2 separate regions of the Homo sapiens genome follow, and region 1 is linked to region 2. A link is a contact called in ENCODE Hi-C data. All regions are on one chromosome and are shown on one strand. Each heading gives the region's core, a stretch centred on a gene start or an enhancer-like site at or near the end of the contact. The rest is flanking DNA. Distances are from core to core; before and after follow the strand shown. Region 1 overlaps MAML2 (mastermind like transcriptional coactivator 2). Region 2 has its middle 75 kb from the start of FAM76B.

Region 1 (2,792 bases), core at 276-2,775, 540 kb before region 2:
AAAACAAAAAGTCCGACAATAAGCAATAAGCTGTCCAGGGCTGATACAGGGCATGATGAGGTCATCACAGATCCAGGTTCTTTCTGTCTTCTGCTCTGCATTCGTAGCCTGTGGCTTTGTCATTCCCTCATCTGGAAATGGCGGCTGCAGCCCCAGGCACAATGGCCCGTTGAGGAAGAAGGGGGACGATGTGCAGTGTCAGGTTATTTTATCAGGAAAGTTCAAAGCTTCTCAGAAATCTTCTGTTGGAATTCTACCTGGGTGTCATAGGCCAGAACACAACCCAAATAACCAGGAAAAATGTGAAAGTGAGAAAATAGATCGTCCACCCCTAACAATGGAGGCAGCAAGTGAGAGGGGATTGGGAATGTGTGTTGATTTCCTCAACAGTGTTTGACATAACCACTTTCTAGCTTTATAATCTTAGGCAAGTAACTCAACTTCCCAGTTCCTCTTCTGTAAAATGGGGATAACACCTGAAAAGGTTGTTACAAGATTCACTGAAATAGTTTCTATGCTCAGTCAGTAATCAGCATTCAATCAATATGAGCTCTAACATGATGCTTGACAGTTATGCAACGAACAGTTCATGAAGAGCTTTGTAAGCCATATTGATAATTTTGTCTTTATCCTTAGCACAGTGAGAAGGTATTAAAGGATTTTATGCAGGGAAGTGACATGATCATATTTGTGTTTTCAAAAGAGCCCTCAGGCTGGGTGTGGTAACTTGCGCCTGTAATCCCAGCACTCTGGGAGGCCATGGCAGGCGGTGGGCGGATCGCTTGAGCCCAGGAGTTCCGGACCAGCATGGGCAACTTGGGGAAACCCCACCTCTAAAAAAAAAATGCCAAAAAAATTTTAGCTGGGTGTGGTGGCACTCGCCTGTAGTCCCAGCTGCTCGGGAGGCTGAGGTGAGAGAATCACCTGAGCCTGGGAGAGGCTGTAGTCAGCTGTGATTGCGCCATGCACTCCAGCCTGGGTGACACAGTGAGACCCTGTCTCAAAAAATAAATAAAAAATAAAAAAAGGAGCCCTCAATTTATCCTCTGCCTCTGACAAATATATTCCATTTTGTTACATTGCAAAAATTTCAGCACATTGCTTTGCTTACCCATCTTTGCTCTGGAACGACTTTTAATTCTTCTTTTGGCAATCTTGGTTGTTTTGAGATGTGTGAAATTAGAATCATATGCAGGTGTTTGAGTTCTTTTGATTTTGCTTTTTAAAAGAGTTTTTTTTTTGTTTTGTTTTGTTTTGTTTTTAGAATGGGGCAATGTAAAGCCAGAATATCAACGTCCTTTTGTCAAGATTTTCAAACCTATTTGGCTGATAGTACACTTACAAGAATAGGTAAAAAAGATCCCAAAGATTTTACTTCACTTACTTGAACTACTAGCCCTACTATTAAGAGCCACAGCAAGCTTACATGTTCAAAAAAAAAAAAAAAAAGAGCTGCAACATTCCTTTCGCACTCCCACTCGCCCCTGAGGTTCTTCCACTTCCTTCCTATGGCTTTTTTTAGAAGCGAGTGTGTTTTTCTCACGTCCGGCAACAAAGGATGTTTTGTGCTACTACTGAGGTTTGTGTGTGTGACTTACTTTAGAACTCTTTCTAGAAAATGCGATTACTATTTGCATAGGTCTGGTAGAACTTTGTATTGAGTGAAAGTCTCCGATGACTGTTTTTGTTTTTGTGTAGATTTGCCACTGCTTAACATCAAATCACTTTCCCCTGTGTGTTTTAAAATACCTCTAATAGGACCTGTCAAAATTCTCCCAGAAGTCTCACAAATTCTTACCTTTAAAGAAAGTGTAAGTGATACCTTCAGTGTATTGTATTTATTCTTATATACCTTTGCAAAGACTTCTCATCACTTCCTTAAATATGTCTGATAGTGCCATAATGAGAAGGGGACATGGTAATTAACCATCAACTTTGGTTTTCATGGAGAAAATCTATCTGGAGCAGTCACAGTATCCTATGCTGGAGCTATCAGATGCCTTGACATTAGATGTTTCCATCTAATTGTAATTCTCTGAGCAAGGAGACAAGGTGGGATAAACAGAATTCTCAGATGGCTGAGAATTATACCCTAAATCCTGGGAGAGAATTTACCTTTCCATTGTCAGATAATATGAATCATTTAAAACATGTGCTGGAACAGCTTTGCCTTTTCTTGAGGAAAATGGGGTTTCTCTCTCAAAGAGAAAGATAAATGCGCCTCAGAAGATTTTAGTGGTCGATCTCTGTCAGTGTACTACCAGCAAAAATCCCAGCAATCAATATTACAAAGAGGCAGCACTCACTTGAGTACAGAAGTAACAACATTAGCTGCTTCGTAAACAAGATGGCATGGGAGATATTCTGTTTTGAGTAAATGACAAGTCCTACAGTCTAGATAGGAAGATTTCTCCTCCATATGGATTTTGTGATTTCGTCTTGTGTTGAGTAAGGAAGGGGAGCTTGGATTCCAAGATCAATTTAATGTCTATATTCCTTGGCATTGTCATGTTAGAGCAGCACATCTCAGATGGCTTTCAATAGTTATTTTAGCATTGATTTTCCTCTACTAGAGTAAATCAAAAGATGATTTAGAAAATCAAAGTCAGTTTTCCTTGGAGTTTTCTCAGAATAAAGGGAAGCTGTGGTGTTGAAGGGTTTTTTTGGCTCCTATTTACATATGATGCAAAATCAATCTGTGTGAATCTCTTTCCTCTGTTGAGCTCTACTATAGGCTCTACTATATGCAGAGCCTTGGGTATTTCTGTGCGAGGGGGATTATGCAAAAGAAT
Region 2 (2,727 bases), core at 51-2,550:
CAGAGAGTGGAGCAATGTGAGCACTGTAGGAGACCCAGCATGTGAACAGAGGCAGCATTCTGAAAGCAAGTCTCAGAGAACATGAAAACATCTTAAAAACAAAAACAACAAAAATTTCAAATGAAAGGTATTATCAGCAAAGGCCTTGTGATTAATTAGCTGCTCTATCTCTTTCCTGGGGTACAAAGTGAGGAGGACAATTGTCTCAGTGGTTCTGACGTGTGTATGACCCTGAGATGCAGTTAAGGAATCAAGCCTGAATAGGTCAGCAAGCCACTTGTTCTAAAATTCTTCTTGGGAGGAAACATCTGTGTCTCTTTCAGGATGCCAGCCATCACATGGGTCTTTCAACATTAGCATATTTTTCAGCCATCTGCAGTGGTTGCCTCCCTCCCACACAAGCTTAGTCACTGCACACAAACACACCTTTGTCCAAACTTCAGTACCAGGCTTTACAATGAAAGTCTCTGTGGCATCTCCGTGGAACCACATTTCCCAAGAGTGCTGCATAGCTATTTTACTTGCAATGCATTTATCACTTTTTAGCTCATTTGAATGCATGGGAAAACACAGAAGACTGTTGTCGTAGGTGGTGGTGTTTTATGGTTGTTATTGTTTTTCCTTAAAGTCATAGGGTAAAAGAAAGCTTGAAATATCATTTGTTTTCACTTCCTACTAGGCAATTAGGTAGACCCACTCTTAAATAAAACCTCTAATTTAGTATCCTCTCATTTTCAACTCACCTACAGTGATGAAGTTCTACAGGCTCCCTATGTTAAATTATTCTAGCGTTAATAAACCTTATTTTTGAAAATTTCTTTTACTTTTAGCTAAAGTATCTTCCATTGTCTCTGGAGGTAAATGTTAAGTTTCAGTTGTAGAACTACATCAGCTTATGATACAGTTAAGAGCAAAGGTCTTGGAATCAGGCAAATGTAAGTTCAAATTTGACCTCTGCTTCTGATGAACTGTGTGATTTGAGACAATTATATGACATTTTGCATACCAGTTTCCTTTTCTTCATCTGTAAACTGAAGAAACTAACACTCATATCAAGAGAATAATGTCTGCGACCATGATATTGACCCAGTTTCTCCCCCGTAATGAGTATTTGATGTATAGTGGTTATCATTATTGTAATGTTTAAAGTATCTAATAATAATATTGGGAGGAGGAACCATGAATGTTTTGGATTTGTTCCCTTCACAGCCCTTAGTGCCATGGATATGGTAGGTACTCAGGATTTGTGTATAAATGATTAACAAAAAAGTAAGATAGTAAGAGTAAGGAGCAACCTGCTCTTCTATTAACTAGCTTCATGCCGGGGTAAATCATTTACACTTCCTGAATCTTAGTTTCCTCATGTGCAAACTGGTAGTTTTATAAATGCAAAACTGGTAGTTTTGCACTTGGATATTTATGATGAGTATTTAATTTGTTCTTTCAGGTCTCCAGAGAAGGAAGTTCTTTGGGCAAAATTTTTGAGTTTAAGAATTATTTCTTAATGATAATCTGATTTTTCAAAGCTTTCAGGTATTCTCAGCAAACTAGCGCAGGAACAGAAAACCAAACACTGCATCTTCTCACTCATAAGTGAGAGTTGAAAAACGAGAACACATGGACACTGAGAGGGGAACATCACACACTGGGGCTGTCAGGCAGTAGTGGGCAAGGGAACGGAGAGCATTAGAACAAATACCTAATGCATACGGGGCTTAAAACCTAGATGATGCGTTGACAGGTGCAGCAAACCACCATGGCACATGTATACCTATGTAACAAACCTGCACATTCTGCACATGTATCCCAGAACTTAGAGTAAAAAAAAAGTTTTTTGAGAAGAGATATCAGAAATATTGTCATATTTTCTTGATTAGAGTCGAGATAAAAAGAAGTAAATGTTGAGTGTCTGCTCCCTTTGGTATTATCTTATGGACAGCATAGGACCAGGATTGAATCCTGATGACCACACTGGAAGAAGAAGTGGAAAATGAGGTGAAGGAGCCCAATTCTAGAACAGTTCAATTTCATTTGTTATTCTGGTGATTAATGTCTTCAGCTTTATACCTGGAGTGTTTCCAAAGCTTTTCACTAGATGCTCACCTTGACTCTGCCCAATATTCTCAACCTCAGCTAAATAAAACTAGTTTTTGACACCTAAAGAAATGGAACTTGTAAAACGTGGACATAATTCTACTTAAAGAGACAATGATAAACCCATACTTACATTCATTTAACTGTATTGATTTTTTTCTCAGAATTTAAGTGGGTTGAGGCAAAGAGGTATGTGACAGGGAGGAAGGGGAAAATCTTCTGGGGCACTTATATGCTTTTTAGAGTTTCTTTCTATACCTAACTCTTCTCTGGGGTGCTGAGGGTTCCAAAATAAATATTAATTACATCACAAAATTCTAAGAAGATGAATTTTTTTTGTCAGGTTCACCAATGGTCACTTTGGATTCCCAAAGAACACAGTAAACTTTAATTAGGTGATTAAACCATTAGGTGAAAAAGGAGTATTTCAGTATTAGAATAATCTTCTCATCTGATTCCCCAATCAACAAGCCATATGGAATCAACATACCAATATTGACTCTAATACATATTAGTCAGAATATAAAGTTGAAAGAGGTAAATAAGACTACCTCCCTAGGTGTGTATGTGGACTTACAGAACCTAGTTATATGGTGGTATTATACAATGGAATTACGTCACATTTATTCATTT

What was found. Hi-C counts contacts between places; a loop is a spot of excess contacts on that map. Pooled maps may share reads with other maps.
Region 1: a loop to region 2 is called in a map of B cell, with 2.8 times the contacts of the local background. The contact joins two enhancer-like sites. A Hi-C loop is called at or near these places in 1 of 168 maps with a recorded cell type or tissue (B cell), 5 of 37 single-sample maps with no recorded cell type and 6 of 50 pooled maps.

The regions. Positions count from the first base shown.
Region 1 is chr11:96,253,049-96,255,840 of GRCh38, reverse strand. All of the region lies in intron 1 of MAML2 (mastermind like transcriptional coactivator 2), which reads left to right. Among named protein-coding and RNA genes, the nearest start is that of MIR1260B, 87 kb to the left of the region's middle. Within about 2 kb of position 1,525, at least 13 of the 41 ENCODE cell types and tissues checked have a DNase peak (open chromatin) inside an H3K27ac peak, as active enhancers do; they include B cell, where a contact is called at or near this core.
Region 2 is chr11:95,713,621-95,716,347 of GRCh38, reverse strand. No RefSeq gene overlaps it. Among named protein-coding and RNA genes, the nearest start is that of FAM76B, 75 kb to the left of the region's middle. Within about 2 kb of position 1,300, at least 6 of the 41 ENCODE cell types and tissues checked have a DNase peak (open chromatin) inside an H3K27ac peak, as active enhancers do; they include B cell, where a contact is called at or near this core.